3 separate regions of the Mus musculus genome follow, and all the other regions are linked to region 2. Evidence: chromatin loops called from intact Hi-C (ENCODE). Cell type or tissue: left cerebral cortex. All regions are shown on one strand.

Region 1 (8,000 bases), 190 kb after region 2:
CATATATTGCTGATACTTATTAACAAAGGCCTTTCTTTACCACAGTCATCTAAAATGCAAATTTTCCACCAGTTCTTTCTAAATAGCTAGGTTGTACTTGATTACTACTAATAGCTTATGGTCCTTACCTCTTGTCAGAACTCTGCTTCCCCTCTCACAAAGCTTACTCTCACTGTCTTCACAGAAAGAGTGCTGGCCTCAAGCCTGTGTGCCAATACCTGGACACTCAACCGAGCAAGCTTTTAAGGATAAGTTGCAGAAAAGTGCTGTTGGCCACTCTACCCAGCTGTCACCTCTAATTTGGGAAAATGACAATAGCTTTTCATAATCACTTCCATACAGTATAGGGACTGTCTAGGTGCTATCAATACCTTTCATCCATACATTCATTCACTCGGCAAAGATTTATTAAGCACCTACTATGTGTCAGGCATTGTGCTAGATGCTGGAGATACAGCAGTGAACAAGACAGACACCTTCCATGCCCTCATGGAGCTTATAGTCTAGCAGGGAAGACAGACATTAAACAAGTAATTACACAAAAACTGTTCCATTCCAAGGATTGGGGTGTATAGGGTTTTTTGTTTTGAACAAAGTCTTACTATGTAACCCAGACTAGCAACAGTCTTCCTACCCCAGCTTCTCAAGTGCTGGGACTATAAGAGTGCCACCATGCCCAGCTTACTGACGGTTGGCAAACTGGTCCATGTGATCACTTATTATTGTCTTACCCACAACTAGCTTTTAACACCCGGACTACAACTTGTTCTGCAGTTAAAGATGTTTCAGGAGGCTGACTTGGGAAATCCAGCCCTGTGTAGAGCGTAACTTGGGTAAATAGCAAGGGACCCTGTGGTTCACAAGGGCTGCCGCCTTTACCCGTCTTGAGTGCCTTCAGGTACTCTCCAAGGGCCTCCCTGACCTTGGCGGTGCCTGTCGTTCTCATGAGATCCTTCAGTATTTCCCCATCTCCTTTCTTTTTACTCACGTTCACCTACAAATCAGAAAAATAAAAACCTAAGAAAAAACTGGTTAAATGTATTCTTAAAACACTGGATCCTATTGGTAACTGGATGGCAGAGGGAGAGAGTGGTTCAGAGACGTAGGCTGCTTCACAGTTGCAGAGGATCTAAGATCTTAAAACGTTTTGAGGATGGAATATAAAATGAACCATTTCATTTACCTTTGAAGTTGTGTGTATAAGCACAGGAGTTAAATAGCTTGTGGCTTTATCTAGAGATGGTCTGGTATGGCAGCCAGTATCCACCTGTGGCTAAGCATTTATGAGGTATATGATCTGAACTATGCTGTACACACAGAAGACTCCAAAGACTAAATACCAAGAAAAAGTAAAGTACCTCATCAATAACTTGTGAACTGCATGCTAAACTCATATTTACTCTCCCCTGGATTAAAAGTTTTTAATTACTTACCTGGTTTTTAATGTGGATACTAGAGAATTTTAAATTGCAGTATGTGGGTGGCATTTATACTGAATAATGCTGGTCTACAAACCTGAAGCTTCTAACCAAGAAGTTCCCGCATAACCTGGACTTGAATTATATACTCTCGGTAGAGAGGTAAATCATTTGGGAGAGGAAAAATGGATGAGAGCAACAGAAATGAAGAGACAGGGATGTATCAAGTGGTTTGCTATCCTTTTTTTCTCTCGGTTTTTCGAGACAGGGTTTCTCTGTGTAGCCCTAGCTGTCCTGGAACTCACTCTGTAGACCAGGCTGTCCTCGAACTCAGAAATCCGCCTGCCTCTGTCTCCTTGAGTGCTGGGATTAAAGGCGTGCGCCACCACGCCCGGCTGGTGCTAGTCTCAAACTATTGCAGGTCCCAGTAATTCTGCGCTGAACTGCGCCTAAGTCTGGCATCTGCTCTGCTAGATTCTACTGCAGCATACTTTAGATCTGTTTAATATGCCACCAGAAAGCTGCACTTCTCATGAGCGCTGTGGGGAACAGCAGCACCAGAGTACAACAAGCTAAGTCTGAAGGTATGAGACATGACCTCAGTGACCTTCAGTAAAGGCAAGACCTCAGAAATGCTGCTTGCTCTATGTTAGACTTTGGCTAGACTGTCTAGATTTGGGATTACAGGTGCTGTACAATGGTCCTGAATCCCAGAGGCAATTCGAAGAGGCAAGACAGGCATAAAGAAGTGATGAGATGAATCCAAAAAGGACACCTAAAGGCTGAGAACTGTCCCCATTAAGGGGAAACAAACAGTCTAATTCAGTAAGCCATGCACATGGCTCAAGCACTTCCCAGCACATGCCTTGTCACATTTAACCTGAAAGCATCGATGAACTAACTGCACAGGTAAGAGCTAGGCTGCCTGCTGTCACTCCCCTGCCCAGGTACTATACTTGGTCCTGGGAGTCTGAAGTTTCCTAGGACTTCCTCCTTTTCCACACCTCTGCTCCATCTCTCAGACACCCACAGTGTATAACACAGTGGCAGACAACCCCCATAATTCACAACTTCCACAGGACCAATCTAATGAGCAGTTTGCAAATGTCCAACACCTATAGCTGAAGCTTAACCAGAGAACAGGAGAGCACCAGCAGATACCTCAGTGTCATTGATTTCGTTTTCTTCAGAAAGGCTGGGTATTTCAATAAGTCCCTTGTGTTTTGCACCAGATTCTTTAACTGTACCTAAAATAAGCAAAGTGGATCCAATTAATAACTGGTTTATGCAAAAGACCTCTGCTTGAATGAATAGCCCATATGTGGCCTCACTCCCCTTTCAGGGTTATGACCACATCAGAGACCAACCAAGACAGGGACCAGCCAACATGGTACACAACACACCTATCCCCTTTCAGTATACTCATCTAGGGCCAGGGGGAGTATTTAAAATAGTTTTGATTAAAATGCGTACGGGGCACACCGGCAGGACCATGCAACTGGAACAATATTCAGATGCATCCACATTGAGATACTCTGGCATCATCTAAAGCAGCTCACTGCTACAAAATAAGGTGAGGCTCCAGAAGTGCTACTCTGGCTAAATTCAATGAAGGGAATGGTTGTAGGAGACAGGTGTGCTAAAATGCAAAGGTCAGCTCTGGATCTCCATTCACCTCTGCAACTTGAGATGTCAAGGAGTGAAACAAGCTGATGGGGTCATTAGGACCAGCAGCAACCACAGAGAAAGTGAGGGCAATGCAAGAGTCAGGCGTGATGCTGCTTACACGCACGTGCATTAACCTAGAGCCCTCTGCACACTAGGCAAGCATTCAGATGCTGAGCTACATCCCAAGCTCTTAGCTTTCTTGTGAAATGGGATCTTTTTATTGTGGCCCAAGCTAGTCTTAACTTGCAGGGAACTTAGTAGGACTGCTTTGATGTTTGACACCTCCCTGACTCAGAGGCCAAGGAAGGCTCAGTGAGCTTCATCTTAACAAACTACACAGAAAGTAGCCAACTCTAGGCAGACACCCGAGTTCTTAACACAATACGGTCGGTCTTCCATACCCACATCTCTCCTTGTTCTCTCCCTTTCCCTATGATTGACCTTTGGTCATGTCAACAAGTATTGAACCATAAGCTAAGTACCACGTGTCTTGGTAAAGTCAAGACAACTATGAACAAAAAGGTCCATCAACAGGTAAAGAGATAAAATGTGCTCTGTCCACACAATGCACATAAAAACAGCATAAAGTACTAAAACATGGTACAAGGTGGAATGAAAGCAGAGAGTTTTATGTATGACAGGATTCTATCTATATGGATTGTCCAAAGAACCCAATCTTAGGATAAAGTCCCCAAGGGAGGGCTGACAAGATGGCTCAATGGATAAGGAACTTACTGCTGGGGCCTAGTGACTTGAATTAAATTCCTGTGTCCTTGCACCTCACATGCCCACCATGGCACACATGCCCACACACATAATAGAATTAAGACAACAAAGATAAGCTAGCAAGAGGCAAAAGCACTTGCTACCAACCAACTCTGCCTTCTACACGTGCTACGACACCCAAGTATGTGCGCACACACACAGAAATAATTTTTTAAGTTTTGAAATAATTAAACATTTTTAAGGGAAGCAGGCATCTGTGGAGGAAGGGTGGCAGGTGGCAGCTGCATTAAGGCCCTAGTCACAGATGCTGGTAAAAGGGCTTAACTGAGAAAGAACTGCCCCTCAGGCATCTAGAGTAGTGAAGTGCAGCTTTCAGAACATAGCAACACCAAGCACATCCGAACATCAGCTACTGCTACTAAACGTTAAGACTGTACACAGGGTGTCCCCAACCTGCCTCTTGCCAGGACCCCCATTACCTTTCCAGGCCAGCTTGATGTTCCACTCATAGAAGAAAATAAGCTTCCCTTTGCGGCTGTTACATGAAGCCTCACCTTCCACCTGTTTCAACTCACTGATCTCACATCGGCCAGCCTCATTCTCCATAGCAATGCCAACCAGGAGCTCTCGGAGCTTCCCCTTGGACCAAATGGTGGCATCCCGCTCTGTCCTGCCAGAGAATAGAAAGACAGGTGAATGGCCCAGCTGGTCTCCATCTGAGCAGCCAGGATGCCATCCAAACCCAGACCAGGTGAGTCCTGGTATTCAAGCAGCCTCCAACTCGCAAATGTGCTTCTCTGACGAGGTTTCTACTAGGTATCTTCTAAGCCTGTTGCTCAGTTTCTTAAGACACTATTATTCACCATATAATAATGGGTAATCTTAAAAACAATGGCCCCGGGGAAAAGGGTCCAGCAATCTCCACCCCAGGAAATGGATTGGCTAAGCTGCGGCCACCTGTAACGGTGGTAGTCATTTAAATAGCCTTAACCACAATATCAGTTATCTGGCATTTCCATATTTATCTTATGCATTCTCTCTAATGTTCTCATCTAAGGGGACAAAGAGCAGCCTGAGACGTCAGTGTCCTAATCATAGAATCCAGCCTAGAACATAATTCTTTCAGGACAGCTAAGTCATCTTATGGTGCAGTCTGGGCTCTGCTTCCCTCAGCTTTCCCCAATGCCCGCCAAAGAGGCAGACATCTCCCGGTATTCCTGAGACACAAAGGGGGGCAGATAACTAGTGCAAACTGAGACAAAGCAAAGAAAGTGAGATCCAAGTCCCTGCCTTCCTACTGCACACGGACACAGCACCGTCGGCGCACGCACGCGCACTACGCATCTCAAGGCCGAGGATGGCTGGGTGAGGGGCGACCGAGGCACAGCTGTCCGGTAGGGTGAGACAGAAGTCCCTTCTGGAGCTCGCCCAACTTCAGGAGGAGCCTGAAGCCGTAGGACCAGCGCAGTTAGGAACCGTCTCCCGCCACGGGCAGCCGTGCTGCGGCGCCGCGCGGCCCTCCCAGGAGCCCGCCCGCCTGCTCGCGCCCGGGGCCCACCGCACCAGTGCCAGTTGTTCACGTTGGTCCCGTCCTCCCGCTCCTCCACGATCCAGCGCGGGTCCCCCTGGCCCCACTTGGCCATGGCGGCGCTGACGACGACGGCCCTGGTAGCGGGAGCGCGCGGGTTTCCGGCCAGAAGGTCTGTGAGCCGATCGCCCGCAGCTCCCAGAAAGTGCCAGAAGTCCCCGCCCCGGGCCGCCCCGGCCACAGCCTGCCCCGCCCCCCGCTGTCCGCTCCCCGCAGCCAGCTCCACCCCACATCGACTCTGCCCCAAGCCCGGTTACGCCCCCAATATGCCACACCTCTGGGCGCCGCCCTCTGCAGGCTTCTCCCCCACCCCACCCCCGACTTCGCCCCGCCTCTCTGCCCTAAGACCCCGCCCTATGCCTCCTGGCGCTGTCTTCTGCTAGGCTCCTCCCCGACTTCGCCCCGCCCCCCGGTCCTAAGGCTCCGCCCTGGCCCTAGCCCTCCGCTTTGTAACCCCTGGTTCGCCTTGTTCTTGCCGCTGGCTCCTGCTGCCCAGCGAGGCTTCTGGCCAGGGCTTTCTACGAACGACCGAGACTCCGCCCAGGGCTCGTACCAGAGCGGGTTGTCCATTTTCTGAGGCCCTTGGGATGGGAGCTGCGCAGGTCCCTAAGCAGAGGCCCGCGAGGGTTTACTGAAAGAATGCTTTTTTTTTTTCCATGCAGTGATCCTCTAGAGACAAAAGATCGTGCTTGCAAGTGCCTGGGATTGTGGATACAGTTACAATAAGGGTTTATTAATTCTTTCCATCGTTTTTCACCTTCTAGCAAAAACTGAAGCCACCATCTGGAAAGTGTTTCTTAGGAGATTATTTTAACAAATAAAATAGGTAGTTCAATGGGAGATGGGGAAGGACCTGGCTGCTCTGTGCACTTGCCATTCAGTGGTCTGCTTATCAGCAAAACAAGCTGAAAGGGCTATGGTGTTTATTGGAGCTATTGCATTTCGATGTGTTCTTCGAGAAGTTACATCATTCAAACTGCTGAAGCAATGCTGTGACCCCCCCCCCCAAATCAAACGGCATTGTTAGTTCAACTGATCATACCAAAGGCACAGCTGACAGAAGGCAAGACTCTAGCGATGATTGGCGTGTACTTTGTGTGCCTACTTTTCATCCAGTTCTTCTGTTTGCTCCTGATAAAACATTTCATGATAAGATTTAGATATGTTCATTTGAACCTGACAGAAAATAAGACTTCTGAGGGTAGAAGCTGCTACAATCACTAAAATGTATAAATACCAAAATATACAAGAACTACTCCCAGTAGAAATAAATTTACTGGAATGTAACTCGATTGTGAGTCTAGGAGACCAATGGACCCTGAAGCACTCTTCAGATCTGCGATTTAAAAATGACCTCCAATAAGACATTGCAAAAATGGGAAAGAAACAATGGAAAAAGTAAAAGAGTGGGGAAGGTGGCCCCGAAAGAAACTGTCCTAGAAAAAGTACTGGGTCAATAGCTAGTGAACAAAACCATGGTGTTCCCACACCCCCTGGGGGGGGCATTTATAGACCATAACAATAATTGAGACATTTAAGCAATTTCAGATGTCCAAAGTTAATTGAAGCTTTCTTTAATTTTCAAGAAATGATAAAACAATGGAAAAAGAAAATCCTTGCCTGGCAGTGAGTCTGAAGACAGCTGATCAAAGGGGAAGAAGTCCAGCCACAGATGGAAGAGAGATGACCTGGACAGTGGGCTGCAGTGGGAAGGAAGCCATGATTTCAGGACATGAAAAGTGGAGTCACACGAGGCTCACTGGGTGCTGGTGGGAGGCAGAGGGGTGTACCCTTAAACTGTAATTGTTTGGTGTAAACAGACTGAATTTGTGTCCTTCTCCAAAACATGGGCTTGATAATTGTGCTTTTAGTTTTTTTTTTTTTTTGGTTTTTCAAGACAGGGTTTCTCTGTGTAGTCCTGGCTGACCTGGAACTCACTCTGTAGACCAAGCCGGCCTCAAACTCAGAAATCTGCCTGCCTCTGCCTCCTGAGTGCTGGGATTAAAGGCGTGCGCCACCACGCCAGGCGCTTTTAGATTCTTTGTTTCGTCTATTATTGTGAGTTTGTTCACACTCATCCACAGTCCACAGTTGAGGTGTGGAGGACAGAGGACAGCGTCCCAGAGTCAGTTCTCTGCTTCCATCATGTGGACCCCAGGAATAAGACGGCTTCTACGTACATCGTGTATATAATCTTTATCATGTGTGAAAAATCACTACATTCTAGTGAAAAAGCAAGTTTGATATGTGAAGAAGTCAGTCATATGATGCAGACTCAGGCAAGACGCCTGAGGGGACACGTGATGTTTGGAGAGAGTATAGGACTCAATGGACAGGGTGCTTCATTGGTCTTGAGTCTTTGTCAGGGTCCAGCCTCAACACAGGATCGGAGTTCTCTACTGGAAGATTCATAGTGAATAGACACAGACTACTCTATTCACTCTGAGTACAAGCTGGCAGGCAACTTTTCAAGGCTTAAAGGTTTTCTTCTCTCTCATTCCCTGCTCTCTCTCTCTCTCCCACTCGCTCGCAGCTTGAGGCGGCACACACTCTGCATTCAATTGTGTATTCTGCTTTTCTTCTGTGTGCTTTTCTTTTCT
Region 2 (8,000 bases):
TGAGCCTAGGATCCGTGCTCTCGCTGTGAATGACATAGAAGCTACACTTACAGTGTTATTAATAACTGCAGACCCACAGTTGAGAAAGAACAAAAGGTTTCTGCAACAACTCTTTCATCCACCCTAGGCTACTCCCTCAAAGACTTGATAGAAAGCCATCAAGAACTTAAAATTGTGACAGCATTATGAGGTGTAGCCCTCCACAGTTGATGGTTTCCGGTGGGGGTGCAGGTGGAGATCGGGGTCTGCCCATTAAGAGTTTGACCATGCGCTGGGCAGTGGTGGCACACACCTTTAATCCCAGCACTTGGGAGGCAGAGGCAGGTGGATTTCTAAGTTCGAGGCCAGCCTGGTCTACAGAGTGCGTTCTAGGACAACCAGGGCTATACAGAGAAACCCTGTCTCGAAAAACAAACAACAAAACAAAAAACGAGTTTGACCATGCTCAAGCAAACAAGTGTATGGATAACACAAACTGGGCTTTTTTAAAAATTAAAAATAGTTTAAAAAATGTAGTACACCAGACTTGGACTATGGGCTGTCCTTTAGCAGTCCCTTATCTATATCTGGGAGTGGGGCCTGCCCTAGCATGTTGTCTCCTACCAGGGTTCACATGAAAGAAAAAATTACCTCTGCTAATAGCTCCTCAGCTAAAGTGTGTTCACTTGCTCTTCTGTTCTGACTTTGGCTGGCTGGAAATGTCACAATCCTTGGGACCTCACATGCACAACTGCCCGGTATGTCTGGAAATCAGTCTTGATGTTATCCTTCTGGCTCTTAGAATCTTTCTGTCCCCTCTTCCATAAAGACCCCTGAGCACCAGCGTAAGGAGTGTGTGTGATATGTACTTACCAGTTAGGGTGGAGCAGCTCACAGTCTCTCTCTCTCTCTCTTTTTTTTCTTCCGAGACAGGGTTTCTCTGTGTAGCCCTGGCTGTCCTGGAACTCACTCTGTAGACCAGGCTGGTCTCGAACTCAGAACTCCACCTGCCTCTGCCTCCCAAGTGCTGGGATTAAAGGCATGCGCCATCACTGCCTGGCCAAGACAGTCTCTCTTGTTCTCTTCACATTTAGTAATTGAGCCTCTGTGTTAGTTGCCATCTACTGCAAGGAAACTTCTCTGATGAGGGTTGAAATGCTCTGATCGATGTGTATAGCTTTAAGTCATTAAGGCATTGTCTTAATATTACGTCTATTTAGTAGAATAATAGTATTGTGTTTTTACCACACGTTCTTGGCCCTTTAACAGTGCGAGGTATGCGTTCCATCTCATGAAACAGGCCTCACATCAGAAGGTGGTTTATGTCATAAGACATACTTGGTCAGGCTAGTTGTAGTTTGCAGGGTTCACAGCTGGGTGAAATTTGAAGATGACCTTTTTTTGTTTTTGTTTTTTTGAGCCAGGGTTTCTCTGTATAACCCTGGCTGTCCTGGAACTCACTCTGTATACCAGGCTGGCCTCAAACTCAGAAATCCACCTGCCTCTGCCTCCAGAGTGCTGGGTTAAAGGTGTGTGCCACCACTGTCCAGCTGACCCTTTTCTTCTTTCAATGTTCACAACACTTTCCAGGACCATGAGAGTAGAGATGCAGCTCCCAAGTGAGTTCTAGCTTGATGTTTTCCATGTTCTTTTTCTTTTATTGTTGATTCTTGAGACAGGGTTTCTGTGTTGGGTTGCCAGTCCTAGAATTATCTCTGTAGACCAGGCTGGTCTTGAACTTACAGAGATCCACCTGCCTCTGTCCCTGCCTCAGGTGCTGGAATTAAAGGTATATATCGCCAATGTGGACTTTTCCATGACTCCAGTATGTGGTATCTTCACAAATAGAAATAAGTTCTGGAGCGTGGCTAAGAGTACTGGCAATAGCCTATGGTGCTTTTAGGGACTTCTGTGACTCCACAGTTTTCATTTGCTAGCATGTGGTGTCTGGTGGGGTATCCCTTCCCCCATTATAGGAAAATTATGTGTGTGTGTGCAAGTGCTCCCAGAGATCAGAGGTGTTATATTACTTTAGAGCTTGAGTTACAGGTGGTTGTGAGATGCCAGTAGTGGGTGCTGGGAATTGAACTTGGGTCTTTTGGAAGAGCAGCTCTTAAGAGCTCAGCCATGGGGCTGGTGAGATGGCTCAGTAGGTAAGAGCACCCGACTGCTTTTCTGATGGTGGCATTCTGAAGGTCCGGAGTTCAAATCCCAGCAACCACATGGTGGCTCACAACCATCTGTAATGAGATCTGACTCCATCTTCTGGAGTGTCTGAAGACAGCTACACTTACATATAATAAATAAATAAATCTAAAAAAATAAAAAAAAAGAGCTCAGCCATTCTCCAAACTTAAAACCTCATTTCATACATGTATTTAATTTAGGAAGCTTCTATAGTAGTAGGTTTCCATGTGGCCTTTGCCTTTTCTTTCTTTTCTCTCTGTCTTTCTCTCTCTCTCTCTCTCTCTCTCTCTTTCTTTCTTTCTTTCTTTCTTTTTTTCAAGACAGGGTTTCTCTGTGTAGCCCTGGCTGTCCTGGAACTCACAGTCCTGTAGACAAGGCTGGCCTCGAACTCAGAAATCCACCTGCCTCTGCTTTCCAAGTGCTGGGATTAAAGGCGTGCGCCACCATGCCAGTTTATCTCCCTCTTTTAAAGTCTCTTTCCCATCGCTTCTTACTAAACCCCTGAATTGTATGGATATTTCCAATGGAACAGATATGTCTGAATATTCAAAGCTAACATTCAGAAATGAGAGAAAATATACAATAGCAGTCTTTTGTAACATGTTAAAATTGTACACCTTTCAAGTTCACTGTCCATTAATGTGCTGGAAACTGACCAGGTCCTCTGTGAGAGCACTATGTACTTTGAACTACTTGATCCCAGTGTCCAGATCATTCATTGTTTTCTTTTTTTCCTTTTGGAGACAGGGTCTCTTACTGAATGTAAAGCCATTTTAGACAGTTGTCTCATCAACCACTGAACTTGAGGGATTTTCCTGCCTTGTTCCCTTTCCTCATCTCCCCAGGTTAGAGTTACAGGCATCTACTGTCACACTTAACATTTCCAAGGGTACTGGGGTTCCAAAGAGAGCTCACCATGCTTGTGCAGCAAGCATTTTGCTCCACGAGCCCTCTCCCCAGTCCTCTCCTCTGAGACAGTGTCATTATTTGCAGCCCCTTCATTTACAGGTTTTAATCACTAGGGCCCCTACACTCTATAATCTAAATGTTCACTATTTGTATTTACTAATCAAAGTTATTGAGCCCTGATGTAGATAATGGAATAACCATTCTTTCTACCAATAATTTTCCAGATTCTCAGATCATTTGTGTGTCTATGTATGTGTATTTTTGGGAATTGAACTGAGATAATATACATGTCAAGCAAGCTACCTAATTCTGAACTATATCCCAGCTTATTTCTTTTTGAGACACGGTTGTTTAAAGCAGTTTCAATGGCCTGGAACTCAGCATGTAAACCAGGAGGGTCAGATGTGTGACAATCCTGCTTCTGCTTCCCAAATACTGCAAGTATAGACTTTTACTACTATAGCGTGTATGCATTTATTTGTGTCACATAAGCATGTGCTACCAGACTGGTCAGAAAGTTTTATTTTTTTCACATAAGCAGTCTAAGGTTAGACACTTGGTCAAACAAAGCAGAAGAGACACAGATTTACTTATTTATTTATTTCCAAGATAGGATTTCCTCATGTAGCCGGGTTGTTCTGGAACTCATTCTCTAGACCAGGCTGTCCTTGAGCTTAGAAATCTGTCTACCTCTGGCTCCTGAGTGCTAGGATTAAAGTGTGTACCACCTCTGCCTAGTTAGTGGCCCAGATTTTATTACCCTGTATATCAATTTTAAGGTTAGCTTTTATCCTATTTGTAACTTCAATGTTCAGGGGTTTGTGGGTAAAGTATAGCTGTATATAGTGACACCTGCTTGTAATTCCAGTCCCTAGAAGGCAGAAGCATGAGGAATTTGAATTCTATGTCAGCATGGGCTAACAAAGCAAAAGTGCATCTCAAAAAAGTACTACACCAATACTAAAAAAAAGCCTTTATATTTTCAATTAATTTCCATATTTAAATTATGTTTCAGGCATAGAACAACCCTAGAAATACCAGGTTACCAAGACTTAGTTTAAAACAACTTAAAAATATTTCTTAGATAGTGGGTCTTTTTCAAATCAAGGTTCATTGATGGCATTTCAAAAAACCTGGGATGTACTGGGAGAAAAAAAAAAAGATTGTTAAGAGGGCTGACAAAGGTTAGCCTGAAGGTGATGTCTGCTGAGTCAATAATCATTGATAGGAAGACTCTAAGTGGGGAGAGGATGGGAGAAGGATGAAGGGAAAACAGCTACACAACTCACAAAGCTCATAGGAAATAACAGGAATAGGTTGGAGTGAAACTTTATAGCGCCGTGCAAAAACAGCATGAAGTTAGAAGCAGTTCTAGTGCACAGAAAAAGTGTGACACACCTTGACAAGACATCGTAGAAGATTAATACCGGGGCCCTCATTAACATGTGCTCAAGTTTTGGTTTGGGGTCATGCACATGACCTTTCAGACTTTGTTGTCATATCCCTGTGGAAGTATCTTAGAAACAGAAATTAGTGAAGGTAAAAACTAACACTAAGTTGTCCTGTAAAAATTGTTTAAAAAATTACTCTTTTTTTTTTTGCCTTAATGTATGTATGTATGTATGTATGTATGTATGTATGTGTGTGTGTGTGCTAGGAGTGTGGACGGTGACCGCAGAAGTCTGAAGAGGGATTCGAATGCCCTGGAACAGGATATAGATGGTTATGAGCACCATGTGGGTGCTGGGAATTGAATCTGGATCCTCCGCAAGAGTTTCAAGTGCTCTTATTGCTGAGCCATCTTTCTGAGCTTCTAGTTCTTTTTTTTTTTTTTTTTTTTTTTTAAGATTTATTTATTTATTATATATGTAAGTACACTGTAGCTGTCTTCAGACGCACCAGAAGAGGGCATCAGATCTCATTACGGGTGGTTGTGAGCCACCATGTGGTTGCTGGGATTTGAACTTCGGACCTTCGAAAGAGCAGTCGGGTGCTCTTACCCACTGAGCCATCTCACCAGCCCGAGCTTCTAGTTCTTAATGCAATACCAAACTTAAGTTGGGTGTCCCTTTCACTTGTTTTCCACTCCTGGCTCCATTTCTTTTGGCACTGGGCAAATGGGGTTATAAAAGTCGCTCAGGCTGCCTTCGAACTCGGAGCAACCCTCCTGCCTGCATTTAGGAAGTACTGTCGTAAACCATCACGCCAGGCTTCGTTCCTCACGGTACTAGCTCTCGCTGTCTCTCTCTGATGAAAAAGCCTAATAGAGCGTTTCCGATGAAGAATGAATGGGTAGACACACACGTTGTAAGACCTCGTGCGTAAAAACGAGGTGTCACGGTTTCTCAACCGCGCCATTTCTAGTCCTGTCAAGGTGTTTCACTGCTGAGGATCCATGAGCCTCACAGAACCGCACGGCTGAGATAAACAGGGATTCAGGTTAAGACGCGCCCTGGGCTGTTCCATTCTCCCGAAGCCAGGTGGGGAGCGAGCCGCGGCGTTGCCAGCATCTGCTGACCCGCGGCCGTCTCCACCCTCAAAGTACCCGAAGGACAGGCAAACTTCACCGCTTCCCCTCGGGGGTGCGGGAGATCAGGAGGCGCCGCGCCGCGGCAGGGGACGGGGCGGGCCATCCGTCGCGGCTCCGGCCGAGTCTCCCGGAGCGCGGAGCCCGTAGGGGCGGGAGAGGCCGCGTACCCGCGACCCGCCCGCAGCCTCCGCCATCTTCCACTCACCCGCCTCCCCCCGCGGCGGCGGGCGGCGCGCTCCCCTTCCGGCCGCTGACAGAGATCCGGCTGGGCGGGGAGGGCGAGCGCGCACAGGGGGTGGACCGAGGGCGGGGAGGCCGGACGGAAGAGGAAAGGGAGGGCGGCCAGCGGCTCCGGCAGGGCGTGCGGCGTGTGTGCGGAGAGAGGCGGAGGGCGGGGGCAGCGAGGAGGGCGGAGGAATGAGTGCGCGAGGCGCCTCTCTTCGGCTCCTTCGCCTGGGCGGAAAGAGCCGAGCGCAGCCCGAGCGCTCCATTAAAATGGCGGCGGCGGCGGCGGTGGCCGCGGCGTCTGGTCGGTGGTGAAGTGACTCTGCTGCTTCTCTCCCCACCCACCCCTCCCTCTCCCCTCCCCCGTCCTTCCCCCTTCCCCCGCCGCCGGCGCCTAGGCGCCCCTGAGGCCTGCGCTCCCCTCGCCCCCCTCCTCGCCCCCGCCCGCTCCCGCTCCCGGGCCCGCCGGCCCCCTCCCCCACCCGCGGCTCCCCGCCCCGTCCTCGCCGCCGCCGCCCGCCCTCGTCGCTTCCCCGCCCCGCCGGCAGGCCGGCCCCCTCCCCTGCCTCCGTCCCCTCCCCCCCGCCGGTCGGGATCAGTCAGCGCGATCCTAAGCGGGGGAGGGGGGGGCGGCGGCCGAACGATGTGCGAGAACTGCGCAGACCTGGTGGAGGTGTTAAATGAAAGTAAGTCGCCGGGTAGGGGACCCGTCGGGGTGCACGGTTTGGGGGTCCCTGGGCTGTGCTCTCCCGCCTTGCCTGCCTTCCCGGCCTGCGGGCTGCGGCGACCGGGCCGGCCCGGCGTACGGGCCTGTGTGCCCGGGAAGGTGCGTGGTGGCGGCGGCCGTCGCGGCGCCTCGGGCCCAGGCCGCCGGGTTACCTGGGCGCCCGAGAGGCCGCGGCGCAGCCCCGGCCGGGTCCGGCTTGGGCGGTCTCGGAAAGTTTCCTCATTACAGGTGTCAATTAATGAAGGCACTAATGAGCCCTTCCGCCCCTTTCCCCCTTCGAGGAAGGTGTGGGGAGGTGGGGTCGGAGGACTAGGCTTTGCTCTGCAGTCCGAGCCTCAGGGCCGCCCTCTTTGATTTCCAGCGTGCTGGGGAGGCCTCGCTTACCTGCTAATTTTCGTTAAAGTCCGTGGGAGAAGGGTGGTGATTTTTCCATCCCTTGAGGGTGTGTGGGTGTATTCAATCCATCTGCCAGCCCTTAAATAGCAGAAATTGAACTGCAATAGTGATGATTGGAACCGTCTTACCTTAATTAAAAATAAAGGTGATAGTATTTCTTTAGTACCATTCGTCGTTTAAGTAGTAAAGTCTATTATAAGGAGATCTCTACCAACGACAACCACCCCGAGTTAGTCATGGTCTGTCTCTGAAAATGAGAGGCCTTACTCCTTATTCTTTATTATTGTATTACATATTTTATTTTTGGCCTTGCAAGATTGCATTTCTGCTTAAGAAACAGGGAATATTGCACGTCAGCCACTTGTGGGCCCAGAGGTGGTTTAGATGAAAAGATAATTTACACAAACTTGATTTGTGACAAATATTCATTTGAGGTATTGGAATTTATATTCAGTGTGATATTTTGACAGATTTCGAAACTACTTATTCCTTTTAATTCATTCATTTAAAAAGTCTATTTGTAGATTGTAATTCCCTTTTGGTTGCTTAATTTTTACTTTATTATGTGCTTGAGTTTCACTTTAATGGCTAAAAGGTTTATAATTTATTTTCAGCTATGTATTTAGTTCCTGACAGATTAAAGTAGGTGTTTTGTATATATTCAAACTACATTTTCCCATATCTGTGTCATCCTACATTTTCCTAGTATTTTATAAGGTTATTCCTATTTTGACATAAATTTCATTCTTGGTAGAAGTGATATGGTAAACATAGTTCCTTAGTACTTATTTCAGTAAAACATTTTGTATCTTAGAAATACATTGATGATTGTGACTCTCTGTTCTCCAACTTGAAAGTACTTAATTGTTTAGTATACTTTAGGAAAAATAGTTTGGGAGAAGTGATTTAAAGATTCTGTAGGTATGTGTGTGTCTGTTTACAGATATATTCCTGTGAGTGCAGCTGCCCAAGTAAGCATCAGGTCCCCTGGAGCTGGAGTTGCAGCAGATGTGAGCTGCCCCAGATGTGAGCTGCCCCATGTAGGTG
Region 3 (8,000 bases), 240 kb before region 2:
AGGCCAGGCATGAACACATGGAGAGACCAGGAAGGTAAAGGGGAAGGGAAGAGCCCAAGAGGGCAAGAGAGCAAAGAGGGGGCAAGCAGCCCCTTTTATAGTGGGTCAGGCCTACCTGGCTGTTGCCAGGTTACCGTGGGGAGGAGCATACCCAGCTGTTGCTAGGTAACTGTGGGTTGGAGCTTAGACTGAATGCTAATAGTCAGCCGGGTGTGGTGGCCACACACCTTTAATCCCAGCACTTGGGAGGCAGAGGAGGGTGGATTTCTGAGTTCGAGGCCAGCATGGTCTACAAAGTGAATTCCAGGACAGCCAGGGCTACACAGAGAAACCCTGACTCAAAAAAAAAAAAAAAAAAAAAAAAAAAAGGAATACTAATAGTCATGCTATGCAGAATGATGCATAATTTACAACTTATGAATCACTTATTTCTGGAACTTTCAAATTAACACTTCAGAGTGCTGGTGAGTGTGGGAAATGAAGCCACAGACAGTGAAGTGTAGATGAGAGCGACTATTGCAGCCTAGAGAACATCTCCTCCTTCCAGAAAAGGGCAGAGTCACTCTGGAAGCAATTTAGAGATCTTTAGGCTGCTGCTGCTTCTATGAGGGACAAGGAGGCTTTCCTCTGGTTTCTAGAAGGCAGGGCCTACAGAGAGAGGTGAGGCCTATGTAGAGGCCTGCATAAACTGATTATGTAGGCAGTTTACTACTTTGAAGACAGTAAGAATGGATGAATTCGGGAGCCAGGCCATTTTGTTAGAATAGTAAAAATGTCACCTTGAGGTATGAAATCAGAGGCCCTTTTATAGAGAGGCTCTTCTCTAGCTGAGGTTACTGAGTGCTGCTAAGAACAGTCAATAGGAGAAAGTCAGTACTCACCAGTCAGTATAGACTTTCCTTTGATCAGGTTTTGTTTAAAAACCCAGGCCCTCTCATTTAACTTCCCCACCAAATACATACCTTCTTTCTCACAGAACTGGGGTGACTTGAACCAGTTCTAGCCAGACTGTACAGACTTCTAATCAGCTCCCTGATCTTCTCTCAGTCCCCTCCCACTGAGGTGGTAGCTCCACTCTGTGAGCCTTTCTGCAGTTGCTTTACCCCCACTTCCCTCTGAAGTCCTGGGAAATCAACATGTGGCCTTGCACATGGAGATTTTATTTTGATATAGGATCTAAGTTGCCCAACTGGTCTTGAGTTTGTCATCCCTTTGCCTCAACCCCCAGGACAGTTTGGGAACACAGGCCAATACCACCATACCTCAATGCTTTACTCTGACAGCCCTCTTCCGCTCCACTTAGATCCTGTCTTTTTTTTTTTTCCAGTAAGACTGCATTAACACTGTTGTCTTCGGGCTTGATAGCTTTTGTATTTCCTCAATTTAAACAGTGTTCACAGAAAACAAACCTATTTAAGTGTTCTTGCGTTGAACCAAAATCCCCTTTGAGGTGTGTTTGTTTTTTAAATTGAGAATTTGAGCTGGTGAGATGGCTCAGCAAGTGTTTGCCACCAAGCTTCACAAAATGGCCAGAGTCCAATCTCCAGAATACACATGGTGGAAGGACAGAACCAACTTCTGAAAGCTGTCCTCTGATGTACACACAAATATATGTGCATAAACACGAATGTTACACAACTATTTTAAAAATCAATGATATAACTATAGACTATTTAATGTGAAAAAAATGTTCATAATATATTTTCCCCCAAAATCTTTGGTTTTCCTGATTGAAATGAAAAAATATATTTTAGGGCTTTGTTTTGTTTTTTGCAAAAAGTAACAAACATATGGTCATTTGATGGTAATCCAACTCATAAGCAAGTAATCCCCTCAGAATCCTGACCTCCAAACAGGCTGGCTTCTGCTTCTCTATCAAATGTACTGTTTACTGACTCCATAATCATTACCATGAGGGAGAACACATGTTAGCACTACGATATTAACAGGCATTAACTCTGGGCAGAGGAATTCATGGCTTCTCTTTTTCCAGTGTGTTCTCATGTTTCTGTGTGTATGCAGGGGTGGGTGACAGAGGACAAATTTCAGGAGATGCTGCTCTCATTCCACCATGTGGAACCTGGAGCCTGAACTGAGGTAGTCAGGCTCACTGCCATGCCCTCTTCCCACCAGCAACCTCACACACCACTTTCTAACATTTCTAACTAAACACACTAGTTTAATTTTCGAACAATTTTAGGAAAAAACTCATAATCGAAAAAAATAACTGTGTGTGTGAGAGCACATGCCTGTAACTGCCCTGGAACTAGTCTCACAGCGGTTGTGAGCTGCCCTTCATGGATGCTGGGCATCAAAGTGGCTCTCTGTAAGAGCAAGAAATACTCCTAACCACTGAATCATCTTCCCACCCACAAAAAAATCCTCATAATTAGAAATTTAAGGTCTCATACTTAAAATACACATTAGTTAGTCCAACTTGATTTTGCGAATTTTCATTTAAAAAACCCTCAAGATGTAGTTAAAGGTCCTGATGTTTACAAGTAAAACCTCTTAAAATTCTGTTCTTGCTAATGGGTAAATATCATTTAAGTATAATGTTTCTATCAGTTACATAATTTATGTTAAGCCAGGCAAGGATATATGCCATAATTAATAAACGGGCATCCTTCTGATTTTTTTCCTTTGCCCATTATTTAACTGGTTGGTTTGAAAATGTCTGACTTGGTAGTCCTATGTGGCTTCCAGGCCTTCCAAAGTTTTTCGCCCCCCAAACTTCATGATTCTTGTCTGCTCTGTGAAATTATATATAGTTTTATGTCAAACTTACCACTCAATCCCTATGGAGTTTTTTAGTCAAGACAATGCATTTACATTGCTTTACTTCAATTTTTTTCTGCTAGGGACTAAACACTGAGCCTGTAAACATGACTATAGACAACTGTCACTTAGCTGACTCTCCTGAGCTGCAGACTACACCTTACATTCTACATTCACAGTCCATGTTCCCAAACTTCAGCCAGGCGTGGCGGCACAAGGCGGGAATTCTGCTCTGAGAAGCCGAGAAAACTAAGCTCCAGGCCAACCTGGGTTACAGAGTAAACCCAGTTTCTAAAACAAATCTCCTATCAGCTCTTCTACTCAAATGTCCTGCTAATGCCTCAAAACCAAAATCCATTCGTTTCAACACACATCATTCCAAATTGGTTATCAACCTTCATCCCAAACAGGTTTGTTCTATTTGGTTTTCCAATAGAGTGATTGGCCGAGGTGTCTCCATACTCAGCGTCTGGGTCTGGAGGATGGCCGTTTTGTCCCGATGCTCCTCACTCTTCCTCAAGGGCTAGCCTGAGCCTTCTTTCTGCAGAACCTGGCCTCGTCTCCCTCCACCTCCCATCCTAGGGCTCTGAGGAAAGCCTCGCTTGCCCCTGGGTCCTACCAACCAGGAGCACGAACGCGCCTTGCGAACTCGCGTCAGCACTGCCCTAGACCTTCAGTCAGGGTACAGATCACCTCGCCCACTAGCGCTGAGCGCACCGGGCTGGACCGCCTCTGCACACGCGCACAGCGGCAGGGCCGCTCTAGGCACGCAGCGCGGTCCTGTCTCGTTGGTACCGGCGCTGACGGCGCCCGCCCTGTACGCTGGAGCGGGAGGCTGTCCTGCGTGCTGTTCCCACGCTCTTCTCCACACCTCCGCAATAAAGGCGCGGGCGGCGCGCACTCCAGCGGGAAGAGGGATCGCACTTCCTCAGAAGGCTAGAGGTCCCTCCCTCAGCCGTCACGGCTCCCCCCCATCCCCCGTGGCCCTTAATCCCCTGGTGCGGGGGCTTGTTTCTAAGGCGCTGAGCCCTTCACCTTTCCGGAGCCCGGCATGGTGCTGGCAACGCCTCTCTCATCGCCTCGTTTTAAAAATAATGCGTTAAAAAAATTCAGTTTGCTATGCGAACAGCATTCCAACAGTACACAATTATATCCGAAATAGTTAAGCAATAAAAGAAAAAAAAAATGACGGGCGTTGTTGAGGCAGGAGGATTACTGCGAATTCTACTCCACCTTGGGCTACATACCGAGATTGTGTCAAAAACCACGGAGTGGGGGAAATTAAGTGAAGTAATCGTCTACGTTGGGAACCAAAGGTATAGTCAAGGTCAGCTTGAGACATGCCTGGGCTACCTAAGGTGGCTCTGCCCACCAGAGTGGGACACAAAACCCACAAGGATGAGGGTATTGTCATACTGCTATGTAAATGTAGAGTTTTCAAATATGCACAAAGGGGTTTTTGGTACCTGTTTTTCCAGGTCTTAGATACATTTTAAGTGGTCGTATGGCTATTCTAGTTGTTTAAAGAACCCATAGTTACTGGGCTTTTAAGGTATTTACAATTTTTCATTTCTACAAGCAGTGATAGATTGCTAGATCAAAGGGAATGCCCATTTGTAAGATTCTGAACCTTAACAGAGGCTTCCTAGAAGTGTTCTTATTAAAATGCATTTTCCCAGTAAGTATTAGAATGCTGCGTGACAGCATGAATCATTCTGTTACTAGTCAGCCTTTTGTCAGACTCTTGTATGAATTTGCATTTTGTTACCTAGGTATAAAACTGAATACTTTCCATATACTTACTGGTTCTTTATGAATTCCTTGCTTATAAGTTGTTTTCTTTATATTCGAGGTATTAACATTTTTAAAACTTACAGTGCTTTTGTATATTAGCAATATTAACTTTTATTTAAAGATTGCAAAAATCGTTTGGCTATTAAAGCCAGTAAGGTTTAGTTTGTGAAAGGTTTTAACTTTGTGGTAGGCATACCTAATCAAGCTTCCGTCCCTCTCCAACTCCCTGCTTACCTGATTGCATTTCCGTATACACTTGCAGGGTTTTTATTGTACATGTGCACATATGTCGTTTACTTCATTTGAAGTTTACTTAAAAGGAGTAGTCTTGCACGCGCTCGACTGGCCAGGAAGAACTGGTGCTGCTTTTATAGGCCTAGGAGGGGCGTGTCTCACACCCGGATTGGTTATGCACTAAGCCTCATTTGCATGTTCCTCATCTGATTGGCTACTCTCTCTCAGTACCTTACAGAACCTCATTATCATACCTCATTTGCATGTCTCACATCTGATTGGTTATACTCTCCGTACCTTACAGAACCTCATTATCATGCCTGGGCCAGGCAGTGTCTTTGCAAAAAACTTTACTGCATATGTACACATTGGTTGTTTGTCCAATCTTATGCGTGGTGGCCAGCAGTAGTCAGTGCCACTCTGCAACGGCACATGTGGCTTCCCACAGAGTAGGAGTTTTCAAAAAGCTTCTCTTTTTTTTTTTTTCTTCCAAGACAGGGTTTCTCTGTGTAGCCCTGGCTGTCCTGGAACTCACTTTGTAGACCAGGCTGGCCTCAAACTCAGAAATCCACTTGCCTCTGCCTCCCGAGTGCTGGGATTAAAGGCGTGCGCCACCATGCCGGGCCATAAAAAGCTTTTTTAAAAAAGGGCTGGTGAGATGGCTTGGCTGGTAAAGGCCCTTGCTTTGAAGCCTCGGGTCCTGAGTTGGATCCTTAGAACCCACATAGTGGAAGGAGAGAACCAACTCTGACAAGTTGTGATATGCATCTCTTTCCACATAGTAAAATAATGTAATAAAATGTAAAAGGGAAAAGAGGGGCTGGAGATGTAGTTCAGTGATAAAGTATGTTGCCTAGAATCTTCCAGATCCTAGATACGATGCTCAGTTATGGCAGAGGCAGGCAGATCTCTTGAGTTTGAGGCCAGCCTGATCTACAGAGTGAGTTCCAGAACAGCCAGGGATACACAGAGATACACAGAGAAACCCTGTCTCAGAGAGAGAGAGAGAGAGAGACAGACAGACAGACAGACAGACAGAAAAGAAAATGCTGCTTTTACAAAACCCTAACTTTCCAAATGTGCCTTTCCGTTTATTCCATTGATTTGCTACTGAACAGTAATACTGTTTCAGTGAATCTTTAAAAAATTGTTTTATTCTGAATTTGTATATATTATTGTGTGAGTGTATGTGCAAGTGTGTGTGTGCATGCACGTGCATGAGAGAATATGTTTAAGTGTGTGTATGTTTGTATGTGTGTGTATGTATGTATGTGTGTCAGTGTGTATGTATGCGCATGTGTGTATGCATATATGTGTGTCAGTGTGCATGTGCATGTGTATGTATATATGTATGTGTGTCATTAGTATGTGTGCGCACATGTGTGTGTATTAGAGGAAAGTGTCATGGAACTGCTTCATTCCTCCACCTTTACATGGGATCCAGGAATTGAACTCGGGTTGTCAGATTTTGTACTAAGTGCTTTTATCTGCTGAACCATTTTCTTGGCCATCAAATTTTAAAAATATATTTATTATTATTTGTGTGTGGATGATGAGAAGGCACGTGTGCCATGAGATGCATGTGGAAGTCAGGGGACAACTCTGTGGACTTGCCTCTCCCCTTTTACTTTTCGTGTGTGGGACACTCGGTGTGAGCATCCCTGCAAATGCTATGGCAGGCAGAGCAGTAACGGGAGTGACGTCCGTGTGAGGCAAGAAAGACATCTGCTTCAGCTCCACTCAGTAGCTGCTGTCCGTTCACACCTCTAAAGTCTGATCTTGGGCAGTTTATTCTAGGCACATTTAAGTACAGTACAGCTTTGGAAAAAGTTTCCTGGTAACAGTTAACCAAATCCCATGTGCATGTTAAAGCTCAAGGCATGACTACATTGAAACCCTTTTGTAAAGTCCATATGACATCTTCCATGAAGATGGGGTCTATTGACTGGGAAACAGTGCTCAAACTAGAGGTCTCTGGAGTAAGAGTCTGGGATGAACATAATAGTCAGTGGGATTCAGGTGTGGCCTGGCCCCACAGGTCACACAGATCACCAAGCTATTTACTACTTCCATTCCTAGCCTTCTGGGCAGAACAGGTTATATATCTCTTCTCTTGAATAGATAACCCTTCGAGTTTAACATTCCTACCTTTCCTAGTGCTTTATCTGTGAGCACAAGGACCCCATTTCCTCTACAACTTAGGTCAATAGGCTTGTGGGTCAAGTGCTTTTTTCTGGTTGAACAATCTCACTGGCTCTGTTTAATGCACCTTTAGTTTTTAAAGTTTCAGTAGTGCGAATCCCTGATAACAGTCTTTAATTATTATTATTATTTATATATTTATTTTTATTTATTTATTTATTTATTGTTTTTTTTTTTTTTGAGACAGGGTTTCTCTGTGTAGCCCTGGCTGTCCTGGAACTCACTTTGTAGACCAGGCTAGCCTCGAACTCAGAAATCCGCCTGCCTCTGCCTCCCAAGTGCTGGGATTAAAGGCGTGCGCCATCACGACCGGTTGATAACAGTCTTAAGAACTAGATAGGTGTAATGGTGCATGCCTTTAAGCACTTGGGAAGCAAGTTCAAGACCAGCCAGAGCTACCTAGTGAGACCCAAGACTTACGATTTTGGTTGGAATTTGTATTAGTTTTCTTATTGTTTGTGATGACTAGGCAACTTTGGGGAAGAAAGCTTATTTCAGATTATACTTGAGGAATACAGTCTGCCATGCAGGTAAGAGGATGAGGGGACGGCAGGAGGCGTGTGAGGCAGCTGATCACATGTGTCTGCGGGAGAAGCAGAGAGATCAGTTCTGGTGTTCAACTTACTTTTTATTCAGTCTGGGCCTCCTTTGATGCAATGGTGCCCCCATATTTCAGGTAGATTTCCTTCAGTTAACTCAATCTAGAGAATTCCTCACTGACTGACTTACCTAGAGGCTTGTCTCCTAGGTTATTCCAAATTCTTGCAAGTTGACAGCTAGTATTAACCTTCGCAACTTCAACCCTAGTCATTTTGACAGCCACACATCATTTTTATGTCATAGGACTTTTCAACCCCTTGTGGCTCTGGCTCATGGCCATCTCCTAATGCTAAAGACATTCAGTCCCACTTTGCATTCCACAAGGTGGAACCCTTCATGGCTGCCCTCAGGACACCCTTCCTGCTCCAGGTTCCTTCCTTCCTTCCTTCCTT

What was found. Peaks named below come from ENCODE experiments on the same cell type or tissue, not always from the same donor. Only the 100,000 strongest peaks of a DNase experiment are listed, where the experiment ranks them.
Region 1: it touches region 2 in a loop (10-fold over the local background); 3 of 42 quality-filtered maps call a loop at or near these places.
Region 3: a loop joins it to region 2, with 11 times the contacts of the local background. A loop is called at or near these places in 2 of 42 quality-filtered maps.

Annotation. Positions count from the first base shown.
Region 1 is chr11:23,492,400-23,500,399 of GRCm38, forward strand. Ahsa2 (AHA1, activator of heat shock protein ATPase 2) reads right to left here and starts at 5,640. Exons shown (of 9, transcript NM_172391.4): 1 at 5,376-5,640; 2 at 4,292-4,482; 3 at 2,580-2,665; 4 at 880-994. The coding sequence starts at 5,455. 1700030C12Rik (RIKEN cDNA 1700030C12 gene) reads left to right here and starts at 5,362. Exons shown (of 3, transcript NR_166706.1): 1 at 5,362-5,512; 2 at 6,063-6,186; 3 at 6,987-7,264. In left cerebral cortex, no CTCF peak of the experiment used is centred here; DNase peaks (open chromatin) are centred at 4,386, 4,648, 4,676, 5,157 and 1 more place; H3K4me3 peaks cover 2,424 bases; H3K27ac peaks cover 1,422 bases.
Region 2 is chr11:23,300,501-23,308,500 of GRCm38, forward strand. It overlaps Usp34 (ubiquitin specific peptidase 34), which reads left to right and starts at 6,395. Exons shown (of 80, transcript NM_001190401.2): 1 at 6,395-6,516. The coding sequence starts at 6,474. In left cerebral cortex, CTCF peaks have their summits at 4,957 (motif pointing right) and 5,802; DNase peaks (open chromatin) are centred at 4,817, 5,555, 5,951, 6,470 and 1 more place; H3K4me3 peaks cover 2,609 bases; H3K27ac peaks cover 2,340 bases.
Region 3 is chr11:23,064,313-23,072,312 of GRCm38, forward strand. Gm12059 (a long non-coding RNA gene) reads left to right here and starts at 752. Exons shown (of 2, transcript XR_872307.2): 1 at 752-4,105. In left cerebral cortex, no CTCF peak of the experiment used is centred here; DNase peaks (open chromatin) are centred at 539, 3,561, 4,054, 4,414 and 2 more places; H3K4me3 peaks cover 1,728 bases; H3K27ac peaks cover 1,351 bases.